Regions from separate parts of the Homo sapiens genome. Here region 2 is linked to region 1. The links are chromatin contacts, found by Hi-C or POLR2A ChIA-PET in ENCODE. All regions are on one chromosome and are shown on one strand. Each heading gives the region's core, a stretch centred on a gene start or an enhancer-like site at or near the end of the contact. The rest is flanking DNA. Distances are from core to core; before and after follow the strand shown. Region 1 overlaps VPS53 (VPS53 subunit of GARP complex). Region 2 overlaps NXN (nucleoredoxin).

The links. Hi-C counts contacts between places; a loop is a spot of excess contacts on that map. ChIA-PET counts read pairs that join two places held with the same protein, here RNA polymerase II (POLR2A).
Region 2: a map of posterior vena cava shows a loop between it and region 1 (11-fold over the local background). The contact joins two enhancer-like sites. A Hi-C loop is called at or near these places in 2 of 168 maps with a recorded cell type or tissue (GM11168 and posterior vena cava). POLR2A ChIA-PET finds 5 or more read pairs at or near these places in 1 of 52 experiments (BJ).

What each region holds. Positions count from the first base shown.
Region 1 is chr17:545,385-552,004 of GRCh38, forward strand. It overlaps VPS53 (VPS53 subunit of GARP complex), which reads right to left. Exons shown (of 22, transcript NM_001128159.3): 17 at 6,488-6,566. VPS53-AS1 (VPS53 antisense RNA 1) reads left to right here. Exons shown (of 3, transcript XR_007065570.1): 3 at 4,252-5,969. Among named protein-coding and RNA genes, the nearest start is that of VPS53-AS1, 26 kb to the left of the region's middle. Within about 2 kb of position 4,292, at least 5 of the 41 ENCODE cell types and tissues checked have a DNase peak (open chromatin) inside an H3K27ac peak, as active enhancers do.
Region 2 is chr17:931,108-937,727 of GRCh38, forward strand. The region is part of intron 1 of NXN (nucleoredoxin); the gene reads right to left. Among named protein-coding and RNA genes, the nearest start is that of NXN, 45 kb to the right of the region's middle. Within about 2 kb of position 2,469, at least 16 of the 41 ENCODE cell types and tissues checked have a DNase peak (open chromatin) inside an H3K27ac peak, as active enhancers do.

The DNA of each region.
Region 1 (6,620 bases), core at 3,042-5,541:
GCTGAAGTCAGAAGCCCTTCTGCTATCAGGTGCCATTGAGGAGCATCACTCCATCCTCAACAGCACCAGCTATGGACCTAAAGGTTTCAGGGATTCTATGACCCCACCGTCTCTCACAAAGTTGTCCAAGTTTCCTACTCTACATCTACCAGCTCCACCTGGCTACCTCTGCTCAGTAGAGTTATCTATGTCTCACTTGTTTACCAATCTTTGGTCAAAAGTGTGTTTGTGGTCCTTTGGTTCTTTCTCTCCCACTCCCTGGCTCCCTCTTTACCTTCAAAGTCATTCAGGGAATACTACAGTTAAGCAAGTACTGTGCCATGCCACGGGTTTCCAAAATGAATAAGACACAGCCCTCAAGTTGTTCAAAGTTTAATAGGGAAGACAAAGACATAAAAATGATTACATAACAAAGCAGAAAGGTAGTCTAGGTACTATGGTGTCTTGAAAGAGAAATAAATATGCTCTGGCTGAGGCAAGAAATGCTGACATTGTAAGGGACCTAGAAGAGCCAAAACAGTGTTGAAAAAGAACAAAGTTGGAAGACTCATACTTCTTGATTTCAAAGATTACTACAAAGCTATTATAGCCAAACAGTGTGGTACTGGCCTGAGGGTGGACATACAGATAGATGGAATAGAACTGAGAGTCCAGAAATAATCCCACACATCTATGGTTAACTGATTTTTTACGAGGGTATCAAGATCATCCAATGTGAAAAGAATAGTCGTTTCAACAAATAGTGCTGGGAAAGCTGAGTATCCTTTCAGCAAAAGAATGCTGCTGAATCTTTGCCTCACACCATATGCAAAAATTAACTCGAAATGGATTGAAGACCTACATTTTTTTCCTTTTTTTCTTTTTTGTGAAGACCTAAATTTCTTAGAAGAAACCACAGAGTAAATCTTTATGATTCTGGATCAGGCAATGGTATCTTAGATATCTCACACACACACACACACACACACACACACACACACACACACACACACGATATACCAACTTCAGAAAATCAAGGACATTATCAAGAAAGTGAAAAGGCAACCCACCCACAGAATGGGAGAGAATATTTACAAATTTCATATCTGATAAGGGGTCTAGTATCCAGATATAAAAAGAACTTTTACAATTCAACAACAGAAAGACAACCCAATTTTAAAATGGGCAAAACATTTAATTCTCATTTCTTCAAAGAGAATATACAAATCGCCAGTAGCATCTGAGAAGGTGATCAACATATTAGTCATGCAAGGAATGCAAACTGTAATCACAATGAGATACCACTTCACACCCACGAAAATGGCTATAATTAAAAAAGGAAAACAAGTGTGGGAGAAGATGTGGAGAAACTGGATTCCTTACACTTTGCTGTGGAAAGGTACAACGGCACAGTCACTTCAGAAAACAGTGTGGCACTTTCTCAAAATGTTAAACATAAATTGACCATACGGCTCTTTCAGTTCCATTCCTTAGGTCCCTTAGATCCTTTTTTTTTTTTTTTTTTTTTTGAGACAGAGTCTCCCTCTGTCACCCAGGCTGGAGTGCAGTGGTGCAATCTTGGCTCACTGCAATCTCCACCTCCCAGGTTCAAGCCATTCTCCTGTCTCAGCCTCCCAAGTAGCTGGGATTACAGGCACGCACGCTACCACACCCGGCTAATTTTTGTATTTTTATTAGAGACAGGGTTTCGCCATGTTGGCCAGGCTGGTCTTGAACTCCTGACCTCAGGTGATCTGCCCACCTCGGCCTCCCAACGTGCTGGGATTACGGGCATGAGCCACCACGCCTGGCCTTTAGGTACATATTGAAGAGAACTGAAAACATGTTCACACGAAAAATTGTACATGAATGTTCACAGCATTATTCAAAATTAGAAAGTAGAAATAACTCAAACGTCCAATAGACGAATGAATAAACAAAATGTGGTCTATCCATATGATGGAATGTTACTCAGCCACAAAAAGGAATGGAGTGCTGACACATGCCCCACCATGCACATGCCCTGAAAACACTACGCTAAGTGAAGAAAGCCAAGCACAAGATGTCCCACATGCCATATGATTCTAGGTATGCAAAATGTCAGGAGGGGCAAATCTATAGAGACAGAAAGTAGGCTAATGGTTGTCAGGGGAATGTAGAATGACTGCTGAGAGGTACGGGGTTTCTTTTTGGGGTAATGAAGATGTTCTGGAATTAGATGGTGGTGGTGGTTTCATGACATTGTGGATATACTAAAAACAACTAAATTGTACACTTTATTTATTTATTTATAAAATAGAGTCTCACTCTGTCACCCAGGCTGGAGTGCAGTGCTGCAATCTTGGCTCACTACAACCTCGGCCTCCCAGGTTCAAGAGATTCTCCTACCTCAGCCTCCTGAGTAGCTGGGACTATAGGTGTGTGCCATCATGTCCAGCAAATTTTTTGTGTTTTTAATAGAGACAGGGTCCCACCATGCTGGCCTCGAACTCCTAACCTCAGATGATTTGCACTCCTCAGCCTCCCAAAGGAGTGAGCCACTGCTCCTGGCCAACTGTATACTTTAAAAGGGTGAATTCTGTGGTATATGAATTATACCTCAGGTTTTTAAATGGGGACAGACATTTGAACTTGATCTTAAAGGACGTGCTCCTTGGGCAGACGATAGCAGGAAGAAAATTCTGGGCAGAAAGAATAAAATGAGAAAAGGCATGGAAGCCGCAAAAGAGCAATATGCATTCAGGGAAGTAAACATGGCTGCGACTGGAGAACAGGGCACATACTCCGGAGTGAGCGGCAGAAACTGACCTAGCAGTGGAGTAAAGAGATAGATAATGAAAGCTCTATATGCCAACCAAGGAAGAGGCCATGGGATGCCTTCCATGAGAATGAGGTCTCCCAGGAAAATGACTTAACCAAGTTGCCAGGCTCAATCCCTCTTGTCAAGGAAGTCTCCTTCCGTCAACTCAGAATCATCCAATGACTACACTCCACTTTGGCCAGCCAACAGTCCTTCTGGAATCATCCAATGACTACACTCCACTTTGGCCAGCCAACAGTCCTTCTGGAAATATCCAACGACTACACTCCACTTTGGCCAGCCAACAGTCCTTCTGGAATCATCCAACAACTACACTCCACTTTGGCCAGCCAACAGTCCTTCTGGAATCATCCAACGACTACACTCCACTTTGGCCAGCCAACAGTCCTTCTGGAAATATCCAACGACTACACTCCACTTTGGCCAGCCAACAGTCCTTCTGACATTTATAAGATACACTTATTTACAGTATTGGTTGTTCTCAGTTTTCTTCCCAGCAGGGTATAGACTCCTTGAGGACAGTCTCGTTTCCAATCTTAACTCTGTCAGTCCAAGTACAGGAGTAGCCTGAGGAGCCCCTGGGATGTTGAATGAGATTGGCAGTTTGAACCAAGCTCTTTAGCTTCCCTAACCTCTCTTTACTCATGTTTTCACCCTGTTTGAACTGCCCTACTAATCACAAACTCATTCAGAATTTCGCCCTCATCTGTTTCAAACACCACTTCCTTACGAGGGCCTTCTTTGCCTCCCCACCTGGATATGAACTCCTCCCTCTTTAAAAAGGGTGTATTTTGTACTTTTCTTATGGCACTGATTTCCTCATCTCTTATATTAAAGTTACTGGGTATTGCTGTCATCTTACACATCTCTTGCCCTCAGCTACTGGAATCTAAACACCTTAGCCAAGGGTTTATGCCTTTCTGAGCCTTGCAGCTCCCAGCACTGTGCTGGGCAGGGTCTGAACTGAACTGTTTAACCAGCAGCAAAAATGATAGAATCAGAGACAGAAATAACCATTATCACAAAAGTTTTTTTAAATCCTAGAAGAAACTACACAAAACAGGATGCAGGCATCAAGAACACAGAATGTGTGTTGAATCAATTTGTGACCACTTGGCTTGTTTATTTCCATCACATGGATTTTATTTTGCTAGAACTCCAGAAGACTCAGACAAAAAGTAATGGCCTCCCAGCTGCTGCGTTCCCAAGTCTGTGGTTTTCCTATGATATAAACAAAGGACTCTGGAGGCACGGTCTCTGTTCGTATTTGCTGGTGTGGGCACGGGGCAGAAGTGGAGGGTGGGACGGGGCAGGGTTTGAGGGAAATCCACCGAACGAACCGACAGTTCGTATAAGCAACACTTGCAGTGTTAAACCCCTTCCAACCGTGATTTTATTGAAAAAAAAAAATCCCACTCTTCCTTTGGTGAATGTGAAAATTCTTTCGGCAGCTGCATTCCGATCTGAAGTGTGTGGCAGTTCAGGAGAGATGGCAGCTGGCACAGATCCCACTCAGGATGTAGAGAATGCTTACCAGCAGCGAGGGGATCATGAGAGCTGGCAAAACGAATCCTCTAAGCAGATGGACTGGCCTCACTTTGCCTGCTCAGAGTGTTCTCCTGTGAATGCTGAGAATACTGGAAGTACCCATCAGCACCGGACTGCTGAAAAGATCAGCTTTTTGAATAAAACTGTGACATCAGCTATTTTAGGACTTGCCACTTCAGTTCATAAAACCCTAAAGCCTACATTTTGGTTTTAATCTTATTTTTGTTAAATATTTACAATCTACTGCAAAACCAAATTCAGACCAAATGTCTGCTTACACAACCTTGTGACATGGTCATTCCTCCTGACAAGAGGGAGAGGGAACTAACATTTAATGAGCATTTACTATGTGCCTGGCACTAGACCCGCCCGTTCCATGTTTCATCCTCACAGCAATGCTGGGAGGCAGAGATCCACAGTTCACTTGGGGTATGTGGGCCCAGATGATGTCACGTTGGCCCAGACAGGTGAATCATTTGCTCAACACCCCAAAGGAAACCCTGGAGGAGTTAGGTCTGTCTGACTCTAAAGTTAGTGTTCCTCCCACTGCCCTCTGGTACTGGCCAGTATAACCTAGATAAATTGTTTCTCCAGAATTTGCTACAAGAGCCTATGACTCTAGAGCAGACATTGGCAAACTTTTTCTGTAAAGGGCCAGACAGTAAATATTTAATTTTTTTAGCTTTGTGGGCTAGTCTCTGTTGCAATGGCTCAATTCTACCACTATATTGCAAAAAGGCAGCCATAGATAATACATAAATAAAGGAACATGGCTGTATTCCAATAAAACTTTATTTTCAAATACAAGCAGTGGGCCAGATCTGGTTCCCAGGCTCTAGTTTGCCAACCCCTGCTCTACAAAGTTCTAGAGTTGCAGCTGCATGTTACTTGGGTTTAGCATAACAAAGGCCCATTTCCAACTTAATTAACAAAAATGAATCTCCCATATTCAAGACTACAAGAGAGATAAAAGAGGGGGTGAAAGACATGGTCTGTGCACTTACGGAATTGACATTCATTTGGGAAAAAAAGGCATAGGCACATAAAAGTCAAAAATAGGAAGATGAGGTAGCGCTCAGTAAGTGCCAAAGGAGGAGACTTGAGGGCCAAGGGCTGACTGATGGGCCACCACGATATTAGAAAACCAGAGTTCACAACCTGATCAAATACTCTTACATTGGCACCAGAGCTCAGAAGGAGTTGGAAAAACCTCTCAGTGGGCAAGAATGAAGAATGAGTCAGAAGTTACTACTTTAAGCACTAATGAAAACACCCATTCTGGTGAGACCACACCAAGGTTTTTAGCATGTGTCAGATACTAATCAAAGATAATACGTAAATAAAGGACATGGCTGATTGGTTTTTAATTAACAAAAATGAATCTCCCATATTCAAGACTACATGAGAGATAAAAGAGGGGTGAAAGACATGGTCTGTGCACTTACGGAATTGACATTCATTTGGGAAAAAAAGGCATAGGCACATAAAAGCCAAAAATAGGAACATGAGAGGAACATGAGGTAGCGCTCAGTAATTAAAAATGATCCATCTCAGCTGGGCACTGTGGCTCATGCCTGTAATCCCAGCACTTGGGGAGGACTCGGTGGGAAGACTGCTTGACGCCAGGAGTTCAGGACCAGCCTGGGCAACATAGCAAGACTCTTAGCTCTACAAAAAATTTAAAAAGTAGTTGGACACAGTGGCATGCACCTGTGGTCTCAGCTACTTGGGAGGCTGAGGCAGGAGGACTGATGAGCCCAGAGGGTCAAGGCTGCAGGGAGTCATGGTGGCACCACTGCACTCCAGCCTGAGTGACAGAGAGAGACCCTGTCTCTAAAAAAATATAAATAAACCACAGACAACATCTCCTTTAGACTCATCAAACACATTTACTTCGTCTCTTTTTTTTTTGCCATCCTCCAATACTGTGATGCTCTGTCTCATTCTAAAAGGACAAGCAACTGAACTGACGCAGGTGCGACACTAACTGAGTGCTTTCAGGAACTCCGGGGCCTCTCCATTCTCCTCAGCTGATCCTTTACGCTCCGATGAGCCTGGAGAAGCTACAGACAAGGGCCAGTAGAAGCCACCTTGGGCTGCTCTCGTTAGTTTGTAGGATGCCATTTCCCAAGACCTTACCTTGCTCATGGCAGTCAGGGCAGGATCACAGGCAGCATCCAGATCCTGAACCAGCAGCTGAATACTGCTGGAGATGACGCTGCAAATCAAACAAATCACTGTGGTCACCCTTTCAAACAACGGCCGTCTGAAT
Region 2 (6,620 bases), core at 1,219-3,718, 380 kb after region 1:
CTAGCAGAAAACCAACACATAATGTTGAAGTTCGCCGGGTGTGGTGTCGCACGCCTGTAGGCCCAACGACACAGGAGGCTGAGGTGGGAGAATTGCCTGAGCCTAGCAAGTCGAGGCTGCAGTGAGCTGAGATCGCGCCACTGCACTCCAGCCTGGGCGACAGAGCGAGACTCCATCCAAAAAAAAAAAAAAAAAATTAGCTGGGTGTGGTGGTGTGTGCCTGTAATCTCAGCTACTGGAGAGGCTGAGGCAGAAGAAATGCTTAAACCTGGGAGACGGAGGTTGTAGTGAGCAGAGATCACACCACTGCACTCCAGCCTGGTGACAGAGCAAGGCCCTGTCTCAAAAAAAAAAAACAAGAAAGATAAAGTCATATAATAAGCCTATGTATACTACTTGATTTTGTTTTCGCCATAAGCACATGTTATTTATTTTAAAAAAATTTTTGGCCGGGCGCAGTGGCTCACACCTGTAATCCCAGCACTTTGGGAGGCCGAGGTGGGCGGATCGTGAGGTCAGGAGATCGAGACCATCCCGGCTAACACAGTGAAACCCTGTCTCTGCTAAAAATACAAAAATTAGCCGGGCGTGGTGGCAGGCGCCTGTAGTCCCAGCTACTCGGGAGGCTGAGGCAGGAGAATAGCATGAACCCGGGAGGCGGAGCTTGCAGTGAGCTGAGATCACGCCACTGCACTCCAGCCTGGGCGACAGAGTAAGACTCCGTCTCAAAAAAAAAAAAAAAAAAAAAATTTTTGGCCGGGCGCAGTGGCTCACGCCTGTAATCCCAGCACTTTGGGAGGCCGAGGCGGGGGGATCACTCGAGGCCAGTAGATCAAGACCAGCCTGGCCAAGACGGTGAAACCCCATCTCTACTAAGAATACAAAAATTAGCCAGGTGTGGTGGTGGGTGCCTATAATCCCAGCTAATGGGGAGGCTGAGGCAGGAGAATCGCTTGAACCTGGGAGACGGAGGTTGCAGTGAGCTGAGATTGCACCACTGCACTCCAGCCTGGGCAATAGAGCAAGACCCTATCTCAAAAATAAAACAAAACGAACAATTTTAGAAATGTTTAATTATTTGGAATCCTGGAAAAAAAAGCTAAGGCAAAGCTGATCTGAAGAGTCTGTCTACCTGCCCAGCTACCAACCCAAACCGGCCTTGTTTTGGTCCTAGGCGGCGGTTCTTAAACTCTGGTCCCTGGACGTACGGCTTCCGGGTTGCCTGGGAACTGTTGCTAGAATTGCAAACTACTGGGCCCCAGCCTGGACCTACCAAGTCAAGAACTCTGGGATGGGGCCCAGGAATCCGCATTTAACCAGTCCTTCTGGTTATTCATCAGTTTGGAAACCGCAGGTCTTCAGCAAAACAAAACTCTGAGGCGGCGTTGGGTCCAGTCGTCGTCTCCTCAGCGAGTAAGGCAGCTTCAGGGGAAGGCCTGAGCCCCTTCTAAGAAAACACAGGCTGGATTTTAAAGGATCTCTAGGGCTAGTTTCCCCAGGTTCTGGGCCCCTGCCCTGTGTGAGCTCTAGTGGGGTCAGCAGCAAGGACCCATCACCGGAAGAGGCTTCTGAGAGGCACCGACTTTTGCCATCAGTGGGCAGCGAGTGGGCTGTGTGGTCCCCGGACAAGCAGCTGAGTGGGTGGGGAGTGCCTTGTTGTGGCCGGCTTCGCATAAGTCATCTGCGCCCGCCACCACGCCAGGCTAATTTTTATATTTTTAGTAGAGATGAGGTTTCTCCATGTTGGCCAGGCTGGTCTCGAACTCCTGACCTCAGGTGATCCGCCCGCCTCGGCCTCCCTCAGTACTGGGATTCCAGGCGTGAGCCACCGCGCCCAGCCCAGCCCGTCCTCTTGAACCTGCTCAGTTTCAGTCGTCATGACCACTTGTAATATCCCTTCCCACTAACATCAAAGGCTGTGGCCCGAAGCTCCCAAGTGGGCGAAAAAGTCCCGAGAGGTTCCAGAAGGCAAGATCATTCTGGGGCCACGAGGACCGAGAAACGACACAACCAACCACAGAACAGAAAACTCTTGTGGATCTGATGTGATTCTGTACTCCAGATTTGCAGTTACCACTTACAGAAGCCAACGTCCACCTCTGAAACACAGAACCCCCTAACTGGTGCGAGGCAGCTGAAGACAAAGTTGAGGCCTTTGGGAGAAGAGCTCGGCCAGAGGAGGAAATCTGATTAGTAAAAAGATAGGCAGCCAAGAAGTAAATTAAATGAATGCTCACAGAGAAAGCACTCGAGACAGGAGCGGGAGAGACTCCGGGCACACATCGCGACAGGGACAGAAAAGCTTTCAGGATGGGGGTGGGGGAAGGGGAAGAACTGGTTTTCTAATATTAGACTCACGACATGCTCACTTCCCAAATCCCAGCCAAAATGAGGGCCCCTTGACTCCGACAAGCCCAGGCCACCTTCTGCTTGGATACACACTTTCTGCACCAGGACTCTGCGTGAATGCCAAGGCAAATTCCATCCCTCTCAACTCCCCACCGCAACACCAAATGACTCACACAGCTTATCTTGAAATTCCCCCTTTCATCTTGGCCTCCCACTAACTTAAAACAATGCAATAAGAACACATTCAAGACACCTCCAGTAAATCCATATCCGTATTATTCACGAGGCACTAACTAGAAAGCTGTTTATCCTGAAGCCTACGTGGTCAACTTTAGAAATGTGCCTTCGTGTAAGCTGGTTTTTATAAAATAAATAAAAAGCCTCCACAAATACCAGAACACTTATCAATTTGGACTAAAGTCGTGGATTCCAATACAAGCAGCCAAGGTCCTCAAGCCTCAAGCATAAACATCCCTTGCCTTTTATTAATTGAAAAATAAACAGGAGGGGAAATGGGTGGCATGCCTCACTATGTGATTTAAAACAAATGACACGATGTTCTCAAACTTCAATTAATTTTTAAAAAGGCATTTTATTTTTCACTTTATGATTATAAAAGTCATACATGCAGACTATGGGGAAATTTAGAAAGTACAATAAGAAGGCCAGGCGCCGTGGCTCACGTCTGTAATCCCAGCACCCCGGGAGGCCGGGCGCGGTGGCTCACGCCTGTAATCCCAGCACTTTGGGAGGCTCAGGCAGGCGGATCACGAGGTCAGGAGATTGAGACCATCCTGGCTAACACGGTGAAACCCTGTCTCTACTAAAAATACAAAAAAATTAGCCGGGCGTGGTGGCGGGCACCTGTAGTCCCAGCTACTGGGGAGGCTGAGGCAGGAGAATTGCGTGAACCCGGGAGATGGAGCTTGCAGTGAGCCGAGATAGCACCACTGCACTCTAGCCTGGGCAACACAACGAGACTCTGTCTCAAAGAAAAAAAAAAAAAGTACAATAAGAAGAAAACTTACTTCTGGAAGTAAGAGAAGTATAGAAAGTCATTTCTGGAAAAGACGCTGAATTGGTGACTTACAGTCAAGAAATTCCCAAGTCTGGCCAAATTCCAACCCAAATTCTCGGCCAGGCACAGTGGCTCATGCCTGTAATCCCAGCACTTTGGGAGGCCAAGGTGGGTGGATCACCTGAGGTCAGGAGTTCGGGACCAGCCTGGCCAACACGGTGAAACCCCATCTCTACTAAAAATACAGAAATTAGCTGGTCGTGATGGCACGCACCTGTAATCCCAGCTACTTGGGAGGCTGAGGCAGGAGAATCGCTTGAACCCGGGAGGCGGAGGGTGCAGTGAGCCGAGATCGTGCTATTTCACTACAGCCTGGGTGACAGGAAGACGCCATCTCAAAAAAAAGAAAAGAAAGAACATTCTTTTAGCCCAGTCCCAAGCGGACTGTCTGGACAGAGTCCTCACTTGCTGCCACTCATTATTGCATCATTTTGCTGTGCTCTTTATTTTTTTTTATTTATTTATTGTTTTTTGAGATGGGGTCTCTCACCCTGTCTCCCAGGCTGGAGTGCAGTGGTGTGATCTCGGCTCACTGCAGCCTCCACTACCCAGGTTCAAGTGATTCTCCTGCCTCAGCCTCCTGAGTAGCTGGGATCACAGGTGCATGCACTACCACGCCCAGATAATTTTTGTGTTTTTACTAGAGACAGGGTTTTACCATGTTGGCCAGGATGGTCTCGAACTCCTGGCCTCAGGTGATCTGCCCACCTTGGCCTCCCAAAGTGCTGGAATTACAGGTGTGAGCCACCGCGCCCGGCCTTGCTGTGCTCTTTAAACAGCCGCAGGACTCTGCTCCAATTCCTTCGTATCTGGGAATCCTCTGGCACAAAACCCCCACCTCCTATATCATGTGGTCTGTGTGACAGCCAGAAACCCCCCAGCTGAAGAACACTGAGAAGTGGGAGGCTTCCGCTCGGTCATGGCCGGCGGGACAAGGAGATGCTTAAAGGTCTGGCAAGGTTGTAGGAAAAGACCAAGACACTTCAGGATCCAGCTTTAGGATGTGCTGGCGGCTGCAACAAACATGCACTCTGATCAATGAGCTCTGCGCTCATTCACTCCACACGTGTTTACTGAGCGTCTACTGTGTCTAAGACCCTGAGCTCTGCAGAACACGCCCAGGAATCACAGAAGGAGCTTGCTCTGAGAGCTGGGAGAGCCTGCTATTCATGCGGGTATTGACTGTTGCCATCCTGCAGAACAAAGCCAGCTTTCATAACATCCCACTAGATACCATGCCAGCCACATCCTTGCCTGGAATAAAACCTGCAGCCTAGGCCGGGCGCAGTGACTCACGCCTATAATCCCGGCACTTTGGGAGGTGGAGGCAGGTGGATCACCTGAGGTCGGGAGTTTAAGACCAGCCTGACCAACATGGTGAAACCCAGTCTCTACTAAAAATACAAAATTAGCTGGATGTGGTGGTGCATGCTTGTAATCCCAGCTACTCAGGAGGCTGAGGCAGGAGAATCGCTTGAACCCAGGAGGTGGAGGTTGCGGCGAGCCAAGATCGTGCCACTGCACTCCAGCCTGGGCAACAGGGCAAGATTCCATCTCAAAAAAAAAAAAAAAAAAAACCTCCAGCTCCTGCTTGTGCTTCCATCGATTGTCCTCCAAAAGATGGCTGGAGTGTGTCCCTCTCACCAGCACGCCACTCGATTCAACCTATGGACTCAAGACACGCCATCGGGCTCAATGCTGTGGGGCCTGGTGGAAGCAACCTCCTGTTGTTAGACCAGAAACGTCCCCTGCGACAAAGCCTTTGGTTTTGCTTTGTGTTCTTCTCCCGTGGGGTGGAAGAGCCGCCCTCCCTCTGAGGCACTGCAGCGACGGGTGCCCTGGTGAGTGTCCACGGTGAGGTGGTGAGTGTGCACCACACACAACCCGGCCAGCATCTGCCCAGGTCAAGCCCATCCTGTCAGTGCACACGCCGCGTGCTGCCACCACCCAGCTCGATGATTCTCTCCTTCCACACCTTCCGGTCCCCAAAAGTGACTGAAAGCAGGATTCTGCTGCGGAAAAACTGGACTTGGAGGAAGGGCAGGAGAGAAGGGCGAGGTGTGTCGGCCTGCCTCAGGTCTGGGGTGCCCAATTCTGGTTGTGCAAACAGTGAGGGAAAAAAAGGGTGCTACGATGTCTGGCTAAAACGGGGCATCAGAGCTGTCGGCGGTACCAGTTTTCAGAATCCATGGATTTATAACGGATTTCTTTTCTAACTTGCAAACGCATACGAGATACTTCACAGAGGTATTACAGTTAAGTCACACTTCCCCACATAAGCTCACCTTTAATGAAAAAGTTAAAATGACATAAAACTGGGAGTGTTCCAGAAAAGGCAGGCCTGTGTTCACCATCACAACACCTATGGATAGAAAAGAGGCAGAAAGGCCGGGTACGGTGGCTCACGCCTGTAATCCCAGCACTTTGGGAGGCTGAGGTGGGAGGATCAGCTTGACCCCAGGAGGCCGAGATTGCACAACCGCATTCCAGCCTGAGTGACACAGTGAGACTCTGCAGCCTTTACTGCAGCCTTTGCCTCCCGGGCTCAAGTGATCCTCCCACCTCGGTGTCCTGAGTGGCTGGGATTACAGGCACCCAGCACCACGCCCGGCTGATTTTTTGTATTTTTTGTAGAGATGGGGTTTCATCATGTTGGCCGGGCTGGTCTCAAACTACTGAGCTCGGGTGATCCGCCCGCCTCGGCCTCCCAAGGTGCTGGGTGCATTTTTTCTTAAGGAAGAAAAAGGAGGGCAGGGGGCAAGGTGCAGGGCAAAAAAGAAGAGCCCAGGAGTCCAAGAGGGAAGCGGCCAGAGGAAACGGAAGGAATCAGCTTCCAACAGGGACCCACAAGGCTGCTTGAGAACTCAGGACACAAGGAACACACCTGGAGAAGGGGGCTCTGCGGTGATCCGTACACAGTGAGAACCAAAGGGGCAGCTTCAGGGAAAACAGGTGGGGAGGGACAAAAGGAGGGAAAAGCCAAAACTCTCCGTCATCGAGAGGAACGCACACTTCTCCGAGGCTATTGCCGGTTCAAGCTCGTTTCCTTCAGAACACACCCCCAAAGTTCCTGGGGTCCCCCCACCGCCCTCCCCAACACACACACTCACTCCAATTTCACTCTTTTCTGCACAGATTCCAGGGAAGTATCCTGGAGACAGACATCAAAGGCATCCGAGCTGGCAGCCCACAA